Regions from separate parts of the Mus musculus genome. Here all the other regions are linked to region 3. A link is a loop called in an ENCODE intact Hi-C map of the cell type or tissue named here. Cell type or tissue: heart. All regions are shown on one strand.

Region 1 (8,000 bases), 500 kb after region 3:
ATTTCTGTTCTTTACCCCAATCTTCTCTGCCCTCTACCCTGCTCCTCACAGTTGATCTCTAGCCCATTTTCCCTCCTCATTCCCTTTAATTTCCCACCAAATTCCCTCTCTTCATTCACTTCTGATGTCTATTTTATTTCCCCTTCTGAGTGAGATTCAAGTGTCTTCCTTTGATTCTGTTGCCTGCCTTTGGATCCTGTTCTCCAACTGCAATGCCTTGTTGGGCCTCATTGGGGCAACTTGATGTGTCAGAGTGGTTATTACCCAATGGGGTGCTTCCCCTTCTCTGAAGAGAAGGGGAGGGGGTAGTGAGGGGATGGGTTTGTGAGGGTGAAATTGAGAGAAGAAGGAGGGGGCTGCAATCAGGATGTAAAGTGAATAAATATATTAATTAATTAATGAAAGAAAGACATAGAGATTGAGAAAATAGCAGAAGTAGGAAAAATGAAAAACTAAATGATAAATTTCATTAGTAGTTAAATGATTATAAAAAACAGTTTTATATGGCAAATTCTGTTCAGCTAGATAAAGAAAAAGCAGTAGTTGTTAAAGGGTTAACACAAACAAACAAACAAACAAACAAGCCAACCAACCAACAAACAAAAACACAGTTGCAAATGGTTTTGCCCAGGAATCCTACCAAAGACCAGATAATTCCAATACTACACAAATTCCTTTAAAGTTGTTTTTATGAAGTGAGCATAGCATGCATCCAAAATCTGAAAGATTGCATGCAGAACAGAATTATAGACAAATATCACCTCCCTGAACAAAACAATAAAATAAAAATTAGTAAATCTCATCAATGGAAAAGAGGAGTGACATATTATACCCAAATAGTTTACTTCATGGGTGTATGAAGAGTGCAATGATACACCTAATATTTCAGCTTTATTTTCCTTCTTTCTTTTCTTTTGTATTGTTCTGTTTTAAAGGATTTCATATAGTCTGGGTTAGTCTTGGCCTCACTAAATAGCCCAGGCTGGGTTTGTTCTCTGGATCCCCTGCCTCAGCTTTCCAAGTGTGAGATTATAGGCATGAGCCTCCTCTACCTTTGGCTGAGGTTTGCTGATATTTCTTTTTGTTTTGGTACGTACACAATGTGAACCTATGTTTGGAGGACAAATGTGAATGTGGATGCTCAGAGGTTAACCTCAGGTTTTTGTTATCCACTTTGGTTTTTTGAGATTAAGGCCTTTCTCTTGCCTGGCCTTAAACTCACCAAGCAGGTCCTTGCCTTGCCTTGCCTTGCCTTGCCTTGCCTTGCCTTGCCTTGCCTTGCCTTGCCTTGCCTTGCCTTGCCTTGCCTTGCCTTGCCTTGCCTTGCCTTGCCTTGCCTTGCCTTGCCTTGCCTTGCCTTGCCTTGCCTTGCCTTGCCTTGCCTTGCCTTGCCTTGCCTTGCCTTGCCTTGCCTTGCCTTGCCTTGCCTTGCCTTGCCTTGCCTTGCCTTGCCTTGCCTTGCCTTGCCTTGCCTTGCCTTGCCTTGCCTTGCCTTGCCTTGCCTTGCCTTGCCTTGCCTTGCCTTGCCTTGCCTTGCCTTGCCTTGCCTTGCCTTGCCTTGCCTTGCCTTGCCTTCCCTTCCCTTGCCTTGCCTTCCCTTGCCTTCCCTTCCCTTGCCTTCCCTTCCCTTCCCTTCCCTTCCCTTCCCTTCCCTTCCCTTCCCTTCCCTTCCCTTCCCTTCCCTTCCCTTCCCTTCCCTTCCCTTCCCTTCCCTTCCCTTCCCTTCCCTTCCCTTCCCTTCCCTTCCCTTCCCTTCCCTTCCCCCTTTCCCTTTTTTGTGAATTCTAGGGTTTTAACTCAGGTGTTCATATTTGCATAGCAGACAATGTAATGACCTAACTGCCCCTTCCACCCTACCAAAGTCTCTCAGTGTAAATATTTATCTAATAGTCAATTTTTGTACAAAGGACTTGTAATAGCTTAGTAGATCTCAGTAGAAAATTCATAAACTCTTCTGCACAGGAAGAGCAAATTTATGATTTATTCTCATTAGATTTATTTCATAAAAGAGTGTTGATAGGAATAGCTTAAAGATTTCATTTCTTCCCTTTTTATTTAATATGTTAGAACTAGAAATCTCTATTTTTTCCCATTTGTTTTTAGTTCTAATAATCTATGATCATCAAAATACTCTATCCTTGCATACAATTTACCAAATTTTATTTTGTCATGCTATATTACTAATATAAGTAAGCTATATTTTGTGGAATGTTAACATTGTAACTGAGTTGTTTGTGTTTAGTCAGAGCTTCTTTTGTCTTTAGAATCTTCTGAGATTTGGACACATATTCTTGGCTCCTTACCTGACAGAATCAAACTACTAATATATTAGTACACTTTGCTAATACAAATGGGGAGAAAACCTTATTCCTGAAATCTGGGAAGTAGATTGCATAACTTTCTATGTGACTCCTCCACATCATTGGCTTCTTACAAGGCAGAAGTGACATGTTCAGTCTAGCTAGTGTTCATTGTTTTCTAGAATGGAACAAAGAGAGGCAGATTTAAGGAATCTGCAGTTCCCCAAACTGGGTGAACCAACCTTAAGGCCATCATTATGTGACTCCAGCTGATAGGCTTGCATCACCAACATACAGTGAATTCTCGGAAGGAAGGAAGTAGATTTGTGGGAGAACTGGTAAAGGAATGGCAACAGAGAAAAGACTGGCATGGAAATGATCCTGATTCCCATATGGTAATCTGGAGCAATGACTGCCAGTGAGCGTGAAAGAACTGCCACATAAATGATGTCCTGAATCTATTAGTGGAAGGTACCCGCCTTTGTTTTGATATCAAAGAGGACATGTGTACATATCCTTAAGAGATCTGTCCTTGTTGGTGGGCAAACAAAGCTGTCTACAAAGAAGTGTTAAGTCATTGTTTGCTTTTAGCAACAGCACCGAAAAGGCTGAGAAATGGGATGATGTTAAATTTTACACAGACACTGTATGTAGCTGAATATGTGCTTTGTGTCATAAAACTTTGTATATTGAAATAAAATAAGTACAAATATTTCCTAATGTAGTGGAGTTAAATAGGATTTGGGGGTAAGAATACACAAATAACAGAATCCATTTTATTTACACAATTTAAAGAGCCTTAAGCATGTATAAAATTTAAATTCTCATTAAATGATCTTAACATGGGTATGAAAACATATTTTACTGGAAATATTTAGGCTACCAATTGTTCTGGTAAGCATTTAAAACCAGAGAACACAGAAATTAAAACCATCTTTTATGTAATTGTGGATTAATCAAATCATTCATTCCGCATTTATCATGTTTCTAGTGTGTTATGTGACTAGGTGCTAGGATTCGGCAGGAATCAATATATCAAAAAGTACTTAAGAGTACTTAAAAGAGTGAACATTCAGTTAACAGTTATGCTGCACTCATTTTTTGGTACCTTGTTTGTATTATGATTGTCATGTCTTTTCTATTTTGTCTCTTTTTTTTTCTTTTTTGTTTTGTTTTTCCGAGACAGGGTTTCTCTGGATAGCCCTGGCTGTCCTGGAACTCACTTTGTGGACCAGGCTGGACTCGAACTCAGAAATCCGCCTGCCTCTACCTCCCAAGTGCTGGGATTAAAGGTGTGTGCCACCAGCCCCGCTTGTCTTTTTTCACTAGGCAATTTAGACAGTGCCCATTAAGGATTTGCAAATTAAATGCATTCAAACCTTTTAATTTAAATGTTGATCTAAAGAACACTTTCAAAAGTTTATGTTTTTTTAATAAGGCATTGAAATTTTATATAAGGAGTTATATAAAATCCATGGTTATACATTTCAGAGCTTGAAAAAGATTCAGAATATGAATTAGCAGCGAAATCCTCCTCCCTCCCGCTTCCTTTTCGCCTTGATCGATGTTATTGAGTCACTAGCACCACCTGGTGGCTACTTAAGTGAACCTCCTGGCGTAGTGGTTTAGTGTTTGCTGAATCTTCTCAGTTATGTCTTTATACTTTGTAGGGCTAGGCATTGTGTCCTTGTGTGTGTGTGCATGTGTGCACATGTGTGTGCATGCGCGCGCGCGCGTCTGTGTATGTACAAAACCACTTTAAATACTTTACCTGCTGTAATTAAAATGTGCACAATGTTCTTTAAAGCAAATATATCTGCTTTAAAACTATACAATGGGCTGATCTACTAACTGTACAAGGATCTACTAACATGCCAACTGGAAGATTTTGTCTTTGTAAAGTGAATTAGTTTCTGGACATCAAGAAGGGTCATGCATTCTTTATACAAATTCTCCATACTTCATATGTTTTAAGAACTCAAATGAACTTATTTATGACATTTTGAAGGCATATGGATTTTACAGTTGATTGAGTTGCCACTTGATATAGTTTGAGGAGCTTGTCTTTGTTGGGTCTGTGATGTCCTTTATCTGGGGAGAATTAGATCACCTTTCCTTCAGGTAACTGTGCCAAGACATAGCTATACAGAAATGGAATGTTTATTCACCAGAGCTGTCTTGCATCTTTCACCATGGACTTGAGTGATACTAGTCCTGAGATTTTAAAATGACAAATGATTCATTAAGTTGCATAACATCCAAAGAACTCTCACTAATTAATACAAAAATTCAACTCCTGAGAAATCACTTACAAATTTCTGAGACCCTCTAGAGATGTCTGGTAGTCCTGCCTTCTGGGCCTCTCATTTCCTCCTCTCCACACAGATTGGCTGCTTTCCAGATGCTGGCCACCTTTATCTCTTTGTTTCTTTATTACTTTTCTGTATAAGAAGCATCTAAATGAGCCCTAGAGGCATTCTGGGTCCTTCACTTGGTTCTGCTGAACAGAACTGAATCATTTAGGCACCTTCCCACATCTCCTGGAGTGATCATTCCAAATAATAAATGTGGATGCAAAACTGATCATTTTGCCATGAATTCAGGAAGACTACCAGTTCATCAGGCACCATGAACCATCTTTGGTCTTCCTAGATGTTGCTGTATAAGTATTGAGTTTACTGTCTTTGGTAAATATCACCTTTAATGAACATTTACTATGAAACTTGTAAACAAATATATAAACGATAATGAGAATCCAATAAATCACAGACTAAAAACATTCCTACATTTTGTTAAGATATACACATAATGTAATAATATAAATGGTATTAAGCTTATGTATTGGGCAAATATATTTTGGATGCTATTAATGTACCCAGCCAAACCTTACCGTACTGTGAGTTCTGTGGATAGGAGACTCTGCTTTGTTTGTTTCACATGCCAAGTTTACCACCTGCTGCTACTATGAATAACTGAATGAATAGATTATTAGTAGCATCTCTATTTGCTTAGGTAATTTAGGAAAGTCATTGTTAGAGCAGCAAATGTGGTGTGTGCTATTTTCATAAATATAAACAAGAATCTCTATGGAAAACTCAGCAAGGCTTTCTCATGCTGTTTCCTATGGTGAGGACTCAGTCTCTATACTCTTCCCCAGTTACACAGATTTAAGCTTTAAAGGTTGTGCTCAGCTGCTTCATCCATATTCATTTCTGAGCCCAGAATAACCAAGATGGTGTCAAAAGATGAAACTGCAATAAATTTAGTTTGAATATCTTACTTAGCTTTTATTCACAGTTCTGGAATCCAGCAGTTCTCAGAACTAGAGCAGGCTCAAAGAACTCTGGGGCTACCATGATTACACATATATGGACTGGAAACAGAAAGGATGGTCTGACTGGTTCAAGCTAAGGGCTTTGCCTATTCATCTGTCTGCTTATGATGAGCTGTAGCCCAGCAACTATGATGACTGAGGACTTATTTATATGTTCTGTGCTGGGGCATAAGTTCATTAAGAAGAAATGCTGTATGGATGCATTTTCAAGGCCTGAATCTAATTGAAATTTATCAATGGGCAATATGAATTGAGTGTGTACATTAATAGGCAGCAACCTGTGTGCCTAAACTCCACACTAGGTCATTATGTGTTGAATATTCTCAAACCTACCTTCTCTTGGGCCTGCTGCAGTTTCCTCTGTCTCCTTCTATGGGTACCTTGGATTCCTGATTATAATCCACTCCCTTCTGGAACTGATTGGATGCTTACCTGAAATACTGAGCTGCACTTTAACTATTATCCACAATTAACCAACATTAACATTTTGTTATATTTTGTTCCCATTCTAATTTGTAATCAACATATAATTTTCCACTGTGGACCCGATATTCCTGGTATGTATCTTGCCTGTTACATGTGAATCCTTTCTTTTGCTGTTCCTTTTAGAACATCCCCTGCTTTATTCCCACAGTTCTCAGAGATGTCACATTACATGCCTCTATCTTTGTTTAACTTACTCCCTTCTTGTATTATCTGTCTAAATATTATTTTCTTCATTGAGACTCCCAACCTCTTAAGCCAATCCATTTGCACATCAATGTGCGTGCATGTACAAAATAGCTTTGAATACTGTCTTGGACTTGAAACACTTTCAGGACAAAAACCTTATTTAAATAATTTGTCTTCATACCAAGTTATCAATGGTGCTTTGCTATGGAAGGAGAAGATTTCTAACATTGGAAATACACAGTAGAGGATAGCGGTGAGGCAGAAGACAATGAATATCACATGATACATGGTATTCCTTAATTATCCTCTACTCTAATGTTAATTTTGAAAAAAAAACATGTATTTCAGAGTACAGGAAATATAATTAGCAGTATGTTGGATTGGGGTGGACACCAAAGAGTTATATTGTTCTTACCAAACGTTCTCAGAGTGTGATTTGACTGTAGCATTAATTAGGTAATATATACACTTAATTAGTAATACAGGTGAACTGGATTTTTTTGATTTTGTTCTACCCTATAATTTTGAAAATTCATGTTTTACCTAATTATATCCCAAACTGCAACACACGAGGCTGATATTTTATGAAAAATGACTCATTATTGGGAGCGACAATAATGTCATAGCTTGCCACAATAGGAAATTTAGATGTTTCCTTTTGAAAGGTCAAGTACCTGTGGAGATTTTATGCCCTAACATAGAGGGATGCTGGAGCAGTGGGGCAGGAGAGGGTGGGTGGGTTGGGGAGCAACTTCATGGAGAGGGGGTGAATGTGGCATGGGAGTTTGTGGAGGAGCAACAGGGAAGTGGGATATCATTTGAGATGTAAACAAATGGAATGAATTAAAAAAAACAAAACAAAACAGAAAGGCTGCAAAAACCATTACTTTCAATTATTTCAATTGTGATATAACACTTTACAAGATTTTGGAAGCATTTCTTCATGACTCTGATTTTGACATGAATGTTTTTATCATAGATATACTTGTGAAAGTCAGGCCATGTTTTGGTTTATTATGTAAGAAAAGTACTGTGTCAAGGTTAATGTAACAGGACTGTCTCTGTGAGTTGGAAGAAGAAATAGAAGAGACACAGAGACTTGGAATGATGCTTTAAAATCATCCTCAGAGAAATGATTAACTGAGCAGATTTAAAACCATCAGCTGCCAAGAGTAGGACACCTTTCTGCAGCAGTGGTACCCTTCTGTTCCATATAACAGTGGCATCCATGATCCTGTTGCAGCCACAGATGGTTCCCAATGGTTCCCTACACTTGCATCATTGCAGAAGAATCACTCAGGTGGGAGCAAGCAGAGGAAAATGTGCCTGTGCTACAGTTTAGATGTGGTTTGAACGTTTCTACCACTGGCTTGTGGGTTGGAACCTTGGTCTCTGGTATGGTTATGTTCATGGTGGGGGACCATTTAAGAGGTGGAGCATAGTGGCAGACTCCCTTCCAGAGTTTGTTGTTATGTGGTGGTGCAGGCAGGAGGCTCTCACTGGAGGATGAACTGGCAGTTATTCTGCTCAACCTTAGATTTTCAGCTATAAACTGTGAGCTAAATAAACTTCTTTTACAAAAAGAAGTCTCACTTATTTGTTATAGTAAAATAGAATGGGCCACAGCAGCATGATTTCTGGCTTCTCCATCTAAAATACTATAATGTTGTATATAAATGACTTTCTTCATGTAT
Region 2 (8,000 bases), 190 kb after region 3:
TAACCGTTTTTTTTTTTCTTTTTTCTTTTTTCTTTTTTTTTTAACTACGGAGGCCGGGAGGGGAGCGCCCTGCGCCGCGCCGCGCCGCGCCGCTGATGGTTTCGCGTACTGAAGGCTTGAGGGTGGGGCCCGATAGGTAGACCCTCCCAGGCCCCGCCCACTACGCAAGACCACGCCTCTGCCCTGTCCCCGCCCCCGCATAGGGGCTCTTCCTGAATTCGGCGGGTTAATCAGGATCTTCACAAACATGGTTTCCCCGGGGCCTGTGTTTGGGATAGTGCTGCTCATAATCGCGCGAGTCAGCAGAAGTGCAGGTGAGGTGTCACAGCTGTGCCGGACCCTTGCCTTTCAGATCTTCTGCAGGATCATGGCATGCGTCCCCTTTAAAGGTCTGGTTTGAGTCAGAACTGGACTTTTCGCACCTAGTTCTGGCTCAAGGTACTGTTGGGCCCATCTACTGCCTTTTTCATGCAGGGTACCTCATTTGCAGCATAGGAGGCAGGGAGAGACTTCGGTTTACCCATTGGAATAGGCTCCAGAGTCCCCAGACCGAAGCCTTGAGGAGAGCTCAAAGAGAAGGGGGCGAAGCTTAGTTAGATAATATTTGGAAACAGGTGTCTGAGTCATCCAAAATACTTCAACACCTGCCCCCTCAGTAGTGCCCTTGGGGAGGGCTTCTGTCGGGATGGGTGCCTTGAGGGAATTAAATTTTACTAGTTTCTAAGTGGTTATTAGGGCTAAGAAATACAACCCCCTCACTAGCTCAGAATAATTTAAGGTTCAGCTCTGAATTTTGATACAGCCTAAGAGATACTAGTGGAGGGGTAAGACTCATCACACTGGAGAGGGAGCTATTTCACACTGGCCATTGTGCAGGTCAGAGCTTGTCATCTGACTAACCTGAGCTGGACATTGCCCTCTGCATGGAGATATCAAAAGATAGGAATCTATTCACTTAAAGTAAAAGGTTACTGCTGGAGCCACCCACCCTTCTTTTCTTTGTATCACTGAAAGAGTGGACCTCATCCATAGACTGTCAATAAATGAAATTTGGGGGGGGGGATGAGAATATAGCTCAGTGATAAAGCTCTTGGCTGGAGTGCTAGGAATTTGTGGTCCCATTACCATTATCCTCACAGCAAAAATGAAATTGCAATTCCTTTGGAATTAGATGACGTTGATTCTCATTCTGTCATAAACTACCTTCTGAGGCCTGTCAAGGACATTACTGTCTTCTTTCTTAAGAACTCTGCTACACGAGTAAGCTCCTAGTAGATTGTAAGATCCTTGGCAGCAAGAATTTTTATCTACTATTGGAATTATTTTTCCTTCCAGGGTTGCAGTCTCAATGTGTAAAGTACTAGGTATCATTAAAGAGATATTCATTGAATTCATAGCTGTTCTAATTATTCTTTAAAATTGCTTAATCTATTTGTGCTCTAGTCCCTTGATGGGTAATGTGGTTAGGTTATATCTCTTCATCGGTAGTAACACAATTAACACGTTTATTATAAAGATAATTTCCACCTCTAAATTTTTTTTTTCTCACCATAAATCCATTCACAAAGAGCTTCTATAACTGAATGTTGGCAAACACAGAAGGGCTTGGGAAGGCATTCCCCATCCTATGGACTGCAACATTGTTGCCCATGTAAGGAATATTTTCTTCACTCTGTTCTTCCAACTCAAGTCTTCTCTTTGCTTAGCTCTTATTTATGCGTTTACTTTTCAGCTTTTGTTCTGTATCTACCCAAGACAGGGCCCTCCCACACATATGCCTCCCGGTTTCCCCAGCAGGCTGCCATCCTGCTTATGCAATTCTGGGATGTTGTGGTTCCAGAGTATTTTGCTCATGGTACATGCTTCTTGAGGTTGTTAAGCTTTCCGGATAATCCTTGATTGCCATGTAGGCTTCCTGATCGAACTAGCTCCGGAGTGAGAAAGAAAACTGAGGATTTTTAGGGTTAGCCTGTAACTTAAAAAGCAGTATTAATAGGCCACCAAGCTTGTGAGGGGACCCCCATTAGCTCGACTGCCCTGTTAAGTATAGCCTAAGGGGCCTGCCATCTTTTGTAGCTTTCAGCAAGGAAAATGTCAGCTTTGTTAATTCTAATTCTCTTCCCTGTCTATCACTTTTATTAAAAACAAAAAACCAAAAACCAACCAAACCAAAACAAACCAAAAAGCCCTTAATTTTGTAAAATATTTTCTTTGTAGGATTTTTAAAAACTCTCCCCTGCTGAGACAAATTGGGATGATTTTATGATTTTCCTACTTAAATTTCTATGAGCTCACTGGGATCATTTGGATCAATGCTTGTTATTTAAAAAGTTCTCCGATATAGGCTATGAGTTAAAAATAGAAAAGATCTCGTTAAAGTGAATTCTTATTCAGTCTTGTTAGTGATTCTTAGCACAGAATCCAATATGCAAGTGTGCCTCCTCTTTTCTTTGCTTGTGAAATGGTGACAAGACTTTTTCTCAGAGATTTTTAACCTTCTGTCTCTCCACGATCGTATTTTTGTCTCCTGACTTATCTGAGCTTACTGGAAAGGAAACATTTTCACAGTCGTAAGTGTGGTAAACCAGGTCATCAAAGACAAAAAGCAACAAACAAAACCAATCAACAAAATTACATCATCATCAACAACAAAATAAACCCTCAAGAGAAAACACTTGAAGGGGTTTGGCATTGATAGGATGGAGAGGAGGAGCCAAAGATGGGTACAGCAACATTAGAGGACCTATGAGCTACTAGGAGTGGGCACAGTGATGGAGAGTTAGGGAAGGAAGTGCCTTGTTTTTCTTATCATCACCATCTGTGAGGTGCATGGAAGGTTCATTTTAGTGACTTGAGAGAGGAATGTTAAATTCTAGAGCCAAGTTTTAGAGCAAGGGTTGGCCAAGAACTGTGAAGGGGAAGGAAGGAGAGCATGTACATTAGTTGTTATCTTGGGTTCTAAGTTTCTCTTAATGGTCATGTTCTGCTGTGATACATATTGTTGGAAACTGTTCTTATTATGTTGTTTATTTAATCTGGAGCAACTGGACCCGGTTTTGGAAGATTAAAAGGCTTAAGTGGGCTCATATTCTTTAGTATAGGGACTATATGTTACTTCCTTTTACCGGATCCACATGATGCTGAATCTCCTGATTATGTTCTCCTAAGTGCTTGTTGATATTTATAGGTATTGGTTTTCGCTTTGCTTCATACATCGATAATTACATGGTGCTGCAGAAGGAGCCTTCAGGGGCTGTGATCTGGGGCTTTGGTACACCTGGAGCCACAGTGACAGTGACCTTGTGCCAAGGTCAGGAAACCATCATGAAGAAAGTGACCAGTGTGAAAGGTAAGGCAGCCCATTCTCTGTTCAGTTATTGTCCTCTTCTGCCACCTGCTGGATTATCTGAAAATGAATGCTTATGGCTCCCCCTCAAGTTGTCAATCCATCCATCCATCATCCATCCATCTGTTCATCCATCCATCATCCATCCATCCATCCATCCATCATCCATCCATCCATCCATCCATCCATCATCCATCCATCCATCCATCCATCCATCCACCCATCCATCCATAAGAGTTATTTGAGATACTATGTGGGTAAACACTAAAGATACCACAAATGGTAACAAGGCTCAAAGTTCCCTTCACCAAGGGGCTCATTGAACAGAACAAATTATGTAGTCGTTGGATGAACACATAAAATATCTGTGGACTTCCAAGAGCTAGAGAAGACATCCACCTCAGTCTGGTTGCTATGGAAAGTTGTCACAGAAGATGATAGTTGAGGCAGGCAGTCTAGAGGTGAGAGGGTGGCTCAGAGGTTAAGAGCTCTTGCTGTTCTTGCAGAGGACCTGGGTTTAGTTCTAGCATGCACATAGGGTGACTTATAATTCTGTGTAACCTCCAGCTCCAGGGGTACTCTGGGCACACACACACACACACACACACACACACACACACACACACACAAGTTGAAATAAGTCCTACAAGCAATTTGAAAAGAGAGTCAATTTGGTGATCTTGTGAAGAACTTGAATTTTTAGTTTACTGTCAGAGTTCTGATTCTGTCTGTTATTTTTAGGTATGTAATTTAAGAATATATTAAATATATCTGTGACAGTTTGTTTTTTTGGGGGGGTTGTACGAATTCTTAATGGATTATTATGAGGAGTAAATGCATATAAAGTAGTTGGAACAGTGCTTGTCACATTAACTTGTTTGGCCATTATTGTTACCACTACTGCTACTATTACTTATTCAGTAATTCAAATATTTATTGAGTACCTACTGTGTGCTAGATACTGTGCTAGGTACTGATGATAAAGTGATGAATAAAACAGATGGAGCCTCTCCCTTAGTGAAGCCTGAAGGTTAGGGGAGGAGGCAGGAAAATAAAGAACACTCATAGTTCTTTGAGATATGCAATAGTAAAGAAGGACTCTGTGTGTGTGTATGAGAGAAAGAGAGAGAGAGAGAGAGAGAGAGAGAGAGAGAGAGAGAGAGAGCTTAGCAAGGTAGTAGAGTAATGGACTTAATTTAAGGCTGGTTTTGAAAGAGAAAACGTCCTAGACATAGACACAGGTACATCAGTAACACTGGAGAAATCCCGTGTAGGTAGGTTGGTCTGGGACACTGGGCTAAGTGACTGATGGTAGGTGACAGGAGAAGGGCCAGTATGGCGGCTTGTTTATCTCTGCTAAAGCATTTAAATCCTGGATCTGTAGACTTTAAGCATAAAAGCACAGGAGCAGACTGATAGAGTTTGGCAGTCATCAGATAGGGTTGATAGAGCTGTTAGGAGGCTCTTATGATATCCAGATACACATGATGAGGCCTTGACCTGGGAGTGTAGCTGTGAGGATGAAGGTTCAAGGTGAGAATAAAGTGGTCTCTTTGAGGAAGGGATAAAAACGTAGAAGAGTAGATGCTGGGAACTAAACTCAGGTCTACTCCAAGAGCAGCATGTTCTCTTAACAGCTGAGCCATCTCTCCAGCCTCTCTTTGTGATCTGTGAGATATACTGAATGTGAAGAATTCCAAAACTTCCTATGCTTAGTGCCTAGGTTTTTTTTTCTTTTCTTTTCTTTCTTGTAGCTGAGAATTTCATTGAAGTTCTGATTCTTCTACTTCTATTCCCTAAAGGGTGGGATCATAGGAATGAACCACCCCACCCAGGTTACATAGTACTGGGGACTGAATTAAACATGCTAGGCAGGTACTCTGTCTGCTAAGCTATATCCCCAGTCTACTTTTGAAAGCATATGAAATTAATGGGTTTAATTATTGGCATTTCACACGTATGTATCATTGTATTTTGTTCATATTCACTCCCCTGCCCTTCCCCCACCCCTTGCCTGACTTATCCTCTGTTGTTGTTTTTGAGACAACATTTGTCTGTGTGTCTCTGGCTGTCCTGGAACTTGCTCTGTAAACCAGGCTAGCTGCACATTAATTTTCATAGATGTGTAGTCGGTTTATATTTCTATTGGTAGTAAATAAAGGTTCCCCTTCCCTACATCCTCACCAGGATCGGGTGTCACCTGTTTTCTTAATGATAGTCATTGTGACGGAGATGCCGTAGACTTTACTCCTTCCTCCCCATATAATATAACCAAGTCTCAAGAGGGACATTTCCCCTCTCCTCTGATGTAGAACTATTGAATGCAAGTTACAGATTCTGTTTGTTCCAGAGGAGCAAGAATAATATAAGACTATAACTTTAGAACCCACCCTAAGGTGTATCTGCCACAACATGCTATGACTTTTATCATTTTCATAAGCAGTTTTACTCATATAAAGCATTTACTTTTTACTTCATTCTTGTTTGGTGGTGGTATATTTGAACTGTAAGCTATAAAATAAATGTAGGTGGTAAGGGATGAGCACTAAGGCATCCTTCACCTTCAAGCCACATTTGAAAGCCACAGGATCATGTTTTAGCTGATGAAAAGTCAGGGTTCTGTGTGGAGAGGTGAAGAAAGCTGTTTCTTGTGAGCCCTAGGTTTTCTTTTTAGGAAGATAAAGGCCATGGGTACCCCCTCCCCTTCTTGATATTCATCACAATAACCTGAAAAAGATAACATTTGATTTGATTAATAAGAAGAAAAGCAAGAAAGTGCTTTATGACTAATCATGTCTCTGAACAAATTATTTTTATTTCGTTCTTGTGGTTGTGGTTTACATCTTGAGTTAACTGGGGAAGCCAGAGAGAAAAGAGAGACAGACAGCTCTTTCTTTGTGTATGCCTTTTGCTGTACTATATAAATCAGTTGTCAGAGGCAAACAACCAGACATGCTCTTAACATGTGAAAACATGAAGCATGGCCTTCTTATCAGGGTAGGCCAGGGTTGGAGTTCATTGTTGTCATTTACTCGATGAAATGCTTGGCAAAATGTTTGTAGGCTAAGTAGTGGTAAAACGACGGCAGGAGATTGATCTTCCTAGATGGTAGAAGAAAAAATGTAAGAACACAGAGGTTTGAATACAGTGAAATGAAAACTTAGAGAAACCTGGGCCTGGACTGGCCAAAGAGGTAACAGGGAACAAACGACTACTGTTCATAAGGCAGGACCAGAGCAGCTGTGGCTCAGAAGGCCAAGAACCAGCAGCAAGCCCATTGGATGCTGCTGAAATCAGTGACGGTGAGCTTTATGGTTGGGGACTTAGAATTACTATTTGAGCTCATCCTAGTAGTCTTGATGGGCTAACATTCTAAAAGCTCTTAAGTGCCCCATGGCATGCTCATCACCATGCACCCTGTTCTGAACTGACTATCCAAACAAAGACTAACGCTCCTCATGGAACATGGTGGCTTCTGACTTTCCAATCCCACCCTTGCCCTTGGTCTAAGACATCATAGGGCTTGTATGAGTTATCTCTTGAGCTCCTGTGCCCATCAGTGAATTCTCTACAGTGCAAGTTTCTCCTGCTTTACAGCATTGTGTCAGGGCATATTTTTCTTTTTCTTAAATGGGAGTGGAAAAATGCTAGGAACCAAAAGACCTTAGGCTAGCTAGCCAAGAAGGAAGCTTTTTGAGAAGTTGAAGGCAAATTTTTCTGGTACAAAAGATGTTGGAATCAAGACTCATTTTCCAGGTTCAGCTTTCCTGAGGTTCTAGGTCCTACCAGGAGCTCATTCATTTTTCTGGCTGTAGTGAAATGGTGCCACTGCTTTGCCAATTTTCTTTCCTGTCTTTTTGTTGCTGGACATTGTCTTAGTTAGGGTTTTATTTGAAGAGATCACATGACCATGGCAACTCTATAAAGGAAAACATTTACTTGGGGCTGGCATACAAGTTCAGAGGTTTAATCCATTGTCGTCATGGCCGGCTGCATGGTAGCACATGGGCAGACATGATGCTGGAGAAGGAGCCCAGAGGTCTACATCTAGGTTGGTAGGCAGAAGGAAGAGAGAGACTTGAGCCTTGTTGAACACTGAGACCCCAAAAGTCCAACCCCAATGACACAATTCCTCCAAAGCTCCACCTACTCCAACAAGGCCACACCTCCTAATTCCTCTCCGTAAGCATTCAAATATATGCGCCTTTGGGGGCCAATCTTATTCAAACCACCATAGATGTGCACACTTGTTGGAAGTGCTAGGGAGAGTTTTTGTCACTAGCCATGTGTATTGAAAAAGCTAAGGGAAAATACCCAATTAATAGCTCTGAATGCACTAGATGAACACAGGAGGCTGAGAACTAGTCCTGTGTTAGGTTCTCTGGCAGTTGACCCCATCAGCACACATCAGCAGTGCTTCTGGCAGAAGGACGGAGCCTCAGTAAGGTGTGTCAGTGCAGGAAGCCTGGAAAGACCTTGGCAAGCCTGTATTAGGACAGATTGGAACGTCTGCCTGTTCATAAGTGTGAGCCATACGGAGCACATCACACCTGTGCCACACAATCTGTCCTAGCTGCCCACTGTTTCCAAAACAGTGATTTTTCTGGTTTAGGTTGAATTTTGCATTTTATATGCTGATGCCTGGCTTATTGGT
Region 3 (8,000 bases):
TCCAAAGGCTGTGGTCACTCCGAATCTCATACCTGCTCCACTCCCCACACCAAGCTGGGTTGGCCACAGCTACAAACCCCGTCTCTCTCCCCCAGAACAAACACCAGGGTCAAGATAGGCAAGGGGCGGTTCAAATGGTACAGAAGAAGATGGCACCCACTATATGAAGTAAGTTTAGCCAGGGATCGGTAGTTCTGGGAAATAAATTTCTCTATGCCATGGCCAGGTAGGGTCTGGGGTTCCTGGGTTCCCTCTGTTGTCAAAAGGAGGGGGCTTCTCACCTGCCCGCGGGCAGCTCCCCATCATCCTTGCGCCAGTGTAGATTGGGCTGGGGATCTCCCTGCACCTCACACAGGAAATTCACAGGGGCATCAGCCAGGACAACCTGGTTTATTGGTCTACGCAGAAATGAGGGACGCTCTACAGAGTAGGAGCCATTGAACTGTCAGGGGTACTGCACAGCTACTTCCTCACTGGGCTACACACTCCCATAACTCCAAAATGCCCGGTGCCTACCCAGTACCACAAGTTCAGCTGCCCCACTCTCTCGTTCTCCAGCCATGTTGGAGGCTACGCACATATACATGCCAGCATCACTCTTGAACGTGTGTGACATCATCAGCTTTCCTCCACGTATCTGGGGAATAACAATGGTAAAAATTGGTCCTTTACAGTCAAAATGTTTGTGATTGGTCCTTTACATCAAAATGTTTGTGAGTGTGTGCATGCTTGTACGTGTGTGTACATGTGTATGTAAATTTTACTTGGTTCCTTATAGTAAGCTAATGAAGTTGATTCATGTATCAGATATGGGGGCTTTGGGGCATCATGGTGTTCTCTCTTGACTTTTTTTTAGGAGAGGGGTGCTCTAGAACTCATTTTGTAGACCAGACTGGCTTTAAATACAAGGATCTGCCTGCCTCTGCCACCCAAGTGCTGGGATTAAAGGTATGCACCTACATACCCAGCTCTTTCCACAAAAAAACAAAAACAAACCTGAATTCTTTACTTAGTAGCTTAATTTCAGATCGTCTTCTGTACAGTACCAAGACATTATTCATAGGTCTCAAGTCCCTTAAGACTAGTGGTTCTCAACATTCCTGATGCTGCAATCCCTTAATGCATACAGTTTCTTTAAGATTTATTTATTATTATACATAAGTACCCTGTAGCTGTCTTCAGACCCACCAGAAGAGGGCATCAGATCTCATTATGGGTGGTCGTAAACCACCATGTGGTTGCTGGGATTTGAACTCAGGACTTTCGGAAGAGCAGTCAGTGCTCTTAGCCACTGAGCCATCTCACCAGCCCACATATAGTTTCTTATGTTGTGGTGACTCCCAACCATAAATTTTTTTTGTTGCTACTTCATAACTGTAATTTTGTGATTGTTATGAATTGTAATGTAAATATTTGATATGCAGAATATTTGATATGCAGCCCCAAAGGGGTTACAGCCCATAGGCTGAGAAGCACTGTCTTAGACTTCCTCCTTTGAGGCATGTCCTAGACTCATTGCCTACATGTATGTGAATGTGTACACACATACACACACACTCACGGTGATCCTTCCCTCCTCTTCCTTAAGCTTTATTTTGCCTTTCTTCCAGGTCACCAAAGGCTCTGGGTGACCCTTAGGGGGCACACATTCCATTACAGCTGGCTCCCCCACCGCTACCACCACGTTCCCAGGCGATTGCCGGAAATCATCACGGAGGACTGAGAATAGAGAAGGGACCATGGGGAGAAAGGTCAGAAAAATAAACAAGGTAGAATGATGTTAACAGGAGCTGAGTGTCATAGAGGGGGTCACAACTGACCCGGTTTCCTGAAATACCAAGTCAAATCTACTTCCTCCCCCATGGTCAAGGTTTGGTGTTAGAGACCAAAGGTCTCTGTCCCAAAAAAGACGTTCATTGGGCTGACCCCACTCCACCCCGCCCCCAGGCCAACTTTCTGTTGGCCTTCCGGAGTGCCCCAGGTTCTAGAAGCATCAGCTGACGAACTCTCTTACCAGCTACTTCCAGAGAGGCGTTTCTGCTAGCCGCTGCTCCCAGGTAGTTGCGAGCCACACAGGTGTAGACACCCTCGTCAGGCCGAGAGCGACGCCCGTGCACAATGCGGGGAAAGAAGAGGGCGCCGCTGGGCAGCAGCAGACGGTGAGCACGCGGATCCTCCCGTGCAGTCGCCACACGCGCCCCATTCTTGTACCACTCGATGTTGGGTCGAGGCCGGCCTTCTGCACGACAGGGCAGAGTAGCCGGCTCGCCCCTGGAAACCACCAGATCTGGCGGCTGCTCCACGATGCGTGGCATGGCATCTTCTGGCCCAACTCTTGACCCTGGAGAAGAAGGTAACTCCAAGTACCCAGGCAAAGCAACTGGGGGAAGACCAGGTTTGCTCTGAAGAGTAAGAGAACCCTCTGCCTCACTCATCTCCCATGCTTCCTTTGCTAGAGAGTCATCTACATCACATCGGCCCACCAGTCCTCCTGCTCTGTAGGCTCTGGTAACGCCTTAGCCTGGAACAACGGAACCGCCCTCAGATAGGCAGATCTATAGAAGGATCCGGGCACAAACTCCTAGGAAGGTTTTCTGGGCCTTCTTGAGATCCAGGCCTCATTTCTTGACTAGTGAGCGATGACTGAGCATGCTTTGGTGAGGAACCTGTACCCTAGCAAGTTGATTTGCATTCACACACACTGGATCGCATATAAGTCTTCCTCAGTGAGCAACCAACCATGCATACCGTACCGTAGCAGACACTAGATTATTCATCTCTGATGATCTCTGCTCCCACAGATGAAATGGACAAAATTAATTGTCCTGGATTCTTCGTATAAAAAAAGGTGTTAAGGGCTGGGGCTAAGACTAGAAAAGTTCTTAATTTGAATGCTATGAAGCCCCAGGCAATCACGGTTTTTTCCCCCCCTATTTCCAGGAATCCTGTGAAGTCACAGAAATTAAATATGGTGGAAGTGGAAATTTGAGTGGCGCTGCTTTTCCTGAAAGGTACAGTTTTAAAAATCAAGAAATTCCTTTCCTCCCTAGCTCTCTTGAAACTATTTCTCTGTACATTCCGCCCCTGTCTTTCTCTTGTCCTACAGACCTCCTTCCTGAAGCTGGGTCATCTCCTGCCTCAGGTTTGGGACCCAGGTGTCATCCTCACCCACAAATGTTCCCATGCCTCCATGTATCCTCATTCTCGCCTATGCAGAAGAGTTAAATACTGAGCTCTCAGTCAGACCTATTCGCTTCTGCCAGTAGGCGGCGCTGAAGCCTTGCACAATCTGGTGTCCTTAAATAACCAGTGACTCTTGGGCGCATCTGTTCTGCGGCTCTCTCTCGCCCCCACCCCGCCTACCCTGTTCCAATATCCTCAGAGACCTCTTGGTTCTAGGCCCAGTGGGGGATTAGGTTTCGTTTCTTGCCCTTCCTTTTAAGAGTTCTGGTATAGAGAATGCTGGGGCGTGGCGGGTGCAGGCTCCACCCTGGTCGTTGATTTGATTGCTCAGTGTAAAATCAGTTTCTCTCCCACGTATGGAAGAGAATAAACTTCTCAGTCTTTTCCCTTCCAGATAGATGGAAGGATGTCTGCTGCTCAAGCATCTCTTTCCTCCGTCCCATCCCAATCCTGTTTTGGAAACACTCCACTGAGAGAGGCCCCTGGAATGGTTAGAGCCCAGGTTTTGGCTTCGAAATGCTCTGAGCTAGAATCTCAGATTTGACACTTCCCAGAGTTAGTAAGCTGGACATCTTATTTAACTGCAGCCCGTTGGTGGCCCATGCCTGTAAGCCCACTGCTCTGGGTGTGGAGGCGTCTAAGTTACATAGTTAGGCTAGGTCTCAAAAAACAAAAAGGTTCAGGTCTCTAAATTTCACTTCCTTATCTGCAATGTGGGAGTTCAAAACCCCCAAAAAGATGCAAGGCACAACAGTAGCTATGACAAGTTTACCATTACTTAATATCCTTTCTTCTCCAGCACTTTAATGTGGTTCCTACAGTCTCTACCTGAATGAGACTTTAGGCTCTAGTATTTCTAAACCCATCCCATCTCCACTTCAAAAACCTCTCATATGTGATAAAAATACACTTTAAGTTCCCTGCTGCCAAGATCTTGCTCTATGCTTTTGTGGTCACTGCCCTATTCTTTATCCTCCATAGCTGTTTTTTTGTTTTGTTTTCCCTAGTGGCAGTGTGTAGTGACCAACAACCATCGTCCCTCCCTGACTTTTCAAGCTTAAATGAAAAGATAGATGTCTGGTATAAAGCTCTAGGTGAGTAAAAAATCCGAGAAAATAACTGCTTGGTCTCTTGGGACTCCTCAAAGGTGGCAAGACTGGAGAATCTCAGCCCTCTTCAAACTCCTTCCACACAACACCCTTCTGATCCACGCTTTCCCTCTAATTCCTGCAGACACAGCCGAGGGCTCTCTTTCCCTGGAATTTCTTCCCTGTCATTCCTGGTCTCCAGAGATGCTTCGACAGCAGCCTAATGAATAGCTAATGGCCATGCAAATAGGGCTCTGGGGCTCCTCCCTTGCACCTGAGTACGGGGGGGGGGGGGAGAGAGAGAGAGAACGAGAGAGAGAGAGAGAGAGAGAGAGAGAGAGAGAGAGAGAGAGAGAGAGAGAGAATCCTTTCATCTTTTAGAGACTGCAAAGGTGGACCATGTCCAGAGTCCGGGGCCCTAGCCTAAGTTGGGCAGAGGCTTCCAGAGGGAGAGTTCCTGACGTAGCCAGCAGGGAGCGCGATCAGGCCTCTCTCCAGACTGCCTGCAGCGCTCAGGGGGGGCAGCGCTGTCTCAAGTTATTTATTAATCACTGTAATTAGCAGTAACGACCTCGCCATCGCTCTGCCAGGCTGGGTCAGCTGTGAGTCTCACTGGGGATACAAACTTAATACTAAGTTTCCTTGAGAAGATTGCTGACTTTGACCCTCCGCGTAAAAACACCTACAAAGTTGGGGGCTTTCCCACCCTTGCTCTGAGTGAGGTTTTTGAAAACTTTAGGTCCTGGAAGTGGCATCTGCTACTTGGGTGGATCACCTAGTGCCCGGTTTAGCCTTGGCCGACTGGCGACATCGTGCCCTGGTCTAACCTTCCTTCTTAGCTTGGAACTTGCCCTTTACATTTCTCCCACCTGGGGTGGGTGTGGTAGGTGGATAGTAGGAGAGATGAGGAGAAAGGGGCTCAGCAGCCCTCCACCACAGGCAAATACACCAACTCAGACGCTCCTTTGGGACCCCACTTCCCAGGAGGGCCCTGACAGGCGCCCCTGGGTCCTGGAAAAGGAGACCTTCCGTCTTCCCTTCCAAGCAGCCCTCTCATCCCGATCTCCAAATCTAAGGTCCCCATCGAACAGTCTCACCATTGAGAGAGGGATCTCCAGGAGGAAGCAGACTAGGGTTGAGCGCTGCCAGCGAGGAGTTGAAGCCGAAGAGTAGCTCGCTGGAGTTGGAGATGTCCCTGGCCAGGGAGTCCGCGAACAAGTTCATCTGTAGTAGTGTTTTAAGCAGGTAGCGCAGCATAGCGCAGCCCGCCTGGGTCTTGGGCAGGGGCCTCGGAGCCCAGCCCTTGGGTCTGGGACCCGCGGGCCGGGAGCCGTAAGCCCCTCCACAGCCTTTGCGCGCTGCGGCAGCCACGATGCCGCTGTCCTGCAGGCGTGCCTGGGTACCGGCCGTGCCTCTGCGCGGGCTGTCCTCCTTCGCTGGTTCTTCTCTCCACCCCCCCCCCCCCCAGTGCCAGAATCCCCTGGGAGCTGGGCGGGCGGAAAGCAGGTGCCACTCGGATCACGCCGTAATTAAGGGCTTAATCCGCCTTCCTCCATATCCCCACCTCCACCAGGATGGCCACTAACAGGGCCGCGCGCAAGTTAGAGTCCCCGCCCCACACTCCTCTCATCAAATGTTGCTCTGAACCTGGCGGGAGAGTCTCTCTCTCTCTCTCTCTCTCTCTCTCTCTCTCTCTCTCTCTCTCTCTCTCTCTCTCTCTCTCTCTCCCCCAAGACGCGGACTGAGCCTCTGTCAGACTCAGCCCTTCTTTCTAAAATTATAGCAGGAATTATTTCCTTTCTCGGACGTCAGGGAAACTGAGGCATTGGGAGAGCAGACACTGTTGAGCTCTCAATGTCCCAGCTTCCAGTGCCTTTCAAATTCTGGGTCCTGGAAACGTGAGCGCAGGGTGCTAGGATACCTGGGAGTGGGGGTGGAGGGGAAGAAGAGAATTCCACCGCTGGATCACCTCTCGCCCCACGTGCGCGTCCGATTCCTCCTAATCCTGTGGCTTGCCACTAGGAACCCACAGGGATACAGAGATCCAACTTGACCTGGAGTCCTGCTCCAGATGCGCCCCCCCCCCCGCCCCGTCAGGAAATCCTGCCGGGTGCTCAGAACTGAGTAAAATTGGAGGAGACCCCGAGAATCCAGGCAGCACGCACCTATTAGCATAGTGCATTGCTCCACTATGACGTGTTTTAGGAAGTTGTTTGACAGTTTTGAAGAGACCAAAAGTCTAGAACAAAGGAAGCAAAGTGTCACAGACCGGGTGAATGCCAAATTGTGTGAAACTGCTGGAACCAGATAACAGCTGTTTATCCTCCCGGTCGGGGTGAGGTGGGGTGGGGTGTGCAACAGGAAAACCAAAGCCCCGGTTCTGTCTCGAATAGGGGTTATTTTAGCCTTGGAGATGTTGCAGCCAACCATCTTTGCTTTTGCCCCTCTCCTGCACACACTTTCTCTAGACTGGAAATGATGTTGAATGTGGAGCAAGAGACCGTGGCTTTCCCATCCTGTAGGTTCTGTGGACAAGTAAGTGTTTGGATTGCTCTTAGGCTATGTAATCGTGCAGCGGCTGCTTCTGATATGTAAGGGGACACCTGCACAGGAAGACAGCTCAGAGCGCTATATGCTACTCAATTCCAGGGTGGAAGATGAAGCTGTGGCAGATTCCAAACCAAAAGCAGGTCAAGAGTAGAGGAACATGGCCCCACCAACCAGTTTGTCTCTACAATCCAGTGTCCTGCCCACGGAATTCTGGGGGCATTTAGTGCTTCGGAGTCCTCGGTCCAGGACCAGAGAGCTCAAGGTGGGATGAACTAAATGGTGAGGGCTGATGGGGCTCAACAATCCCACGGGACTTAGAGCCCTGGGAGCTGACACATCTGTGGGTGCTGAACTGGGTCCCTGGTGCATCCACCGAAGACAAAACCTGGGCAGATCTTGAGAATGGGGTAGGCTAGGGCACTAAAGAGATAGAAGTTTTTTACATCAGACCCTCATCCAGGGGCTTGCTGTAGTGCTAGACCACTTTCAGCCGGAGAGGTAAGGAAGGGGTGTGTGTGCTGAATTTGCCAATCAGAAGACATCACCATTTGAGACCAATCCCTTCAGAGTTAAGGATGAAGAGGACTAGTTCATCTGGTCTGATCCTCAGAATCTTAAGGACCGTTTGCTTGGCCTTCTGCTGGTCGGTCTTGCGGGTTCCATCACATTAGAAGGCCAAGCAAGGCAGAAACTTAACTTCATGGCCCTGCTTTGGAGCTGGAAAGGCTGGAAACCCCCTAACCATGCAGATTTTGCCCTATGCTAATCCCTTGATTTGCTCCCGGCCGGCCTCTGGGCAAACACACCCCCGCCTGGCGTCTAGGGGCTTGTCACCCTGTTAGCGGATTTGTTTCTGGAGACCGCACAGTTAATTGGCCCTTTATGTGGGGATCAGGGAGTATTTGCTCTGGGTTCCCTAAGCGGAGGCGGCAGCGCAGCCCGTGGGCACCGCTTCCTCCTAATCCCTGTCGTCTGGGTTTGGATGCTGAACAAATGGAGGAAAGCCATTTTTCTAGGACTCTTGGCCCCTATCTGGTCCATCTTGTGAATCTCACCTCTCTCTCTCTCTCTCTCTCTCTCTCTCTCTCTCTCTCTCTCTCACCCCCGTCTCCCTCCCTCCCTCCTCCCCTCTCTCCTATTTTTAAAACTAACTTAAAAAAAAAACCTCCCTATTTTCCT

Evidence for each region. Hi-C counts contacts between places; a loop is a spot of excess contacts. Peaks named below come from ENCODE experiments on the same cell type or tissue, not always from the same donor. Only the 100,000 strongest peaks of a DNase experiment are listed, where the experiment ranks them.
Region 1: it touches region 3 in a loop (16-fold over the local background); 19 of 42 quality-filtered maps call a loop at or near these places.
Region 2: a loop joins it to region 3, with 8 times the contacts of the local background. A loop is called at or near these places in 27 of 42 quality-filtered maps.

What each region holds. Positions count from the first base shown.
Region 1 is chr9:37,928,823-37,936,822 of GRCm38, forward strand. No RefSeq gene overlaps it. Among named protein-coding and RNA genes, the nearest start is that of Olfr878, 14 kb to the left of the region's middle. In heart, a CTCF peak has its summit at 3,908 (motif pointing left); no DNase peak of the experiment used is centred here.
Region 2 is chr9:37,613,613-37,621,612 of GRCm38, forward strand. Spa17 (sperm autoantigenic protein 17) reads right to left here and starts at 108. Exons shown (of 5, transcript NM_011449.2): 1 at 1-108. Siae (sialic acid acetylesterase) reads left to right here and starts at 209. Exons shown (of 10, transcript NM_011734.4): 1 at 209-314; 2 at 3,188-3,349. The coding sequence starts at 248. In heart, a CTCF peak has its summit at 3,389 (motif pointing left); DNase peaks (open chromatin) are centred at 169 and 3,319; H3K4me3 peaks cover 810 bases; H3K27ac peaks cover 622 bases.
Region 3 is chr9:37,427,474-37,435,473 of GRCm38, forward strand. It overlaps Robo3 (roundabout guidance receptor 3), which reads right to left and starts at 5,702. Exons shown (of 28, transcript NM_001164767.1): 1 at 5,369-5,702; 2 at 2,015-2,341; 3 at 1,562-1,719; 4 at 517-637; 5 at 282-420; 6 at 1-32. The coding sequence starts at 5,528. In heart, CTCF peaks have their summits at 3,262 (motif pointing right) and 4,742 (motif pointing right); DNase peaks (open chromatin) are centred at 3,328 and 4,758; H3K4me3 peaks cover 2,915 bases; H3K27me3 peaks cover 7,379 bases.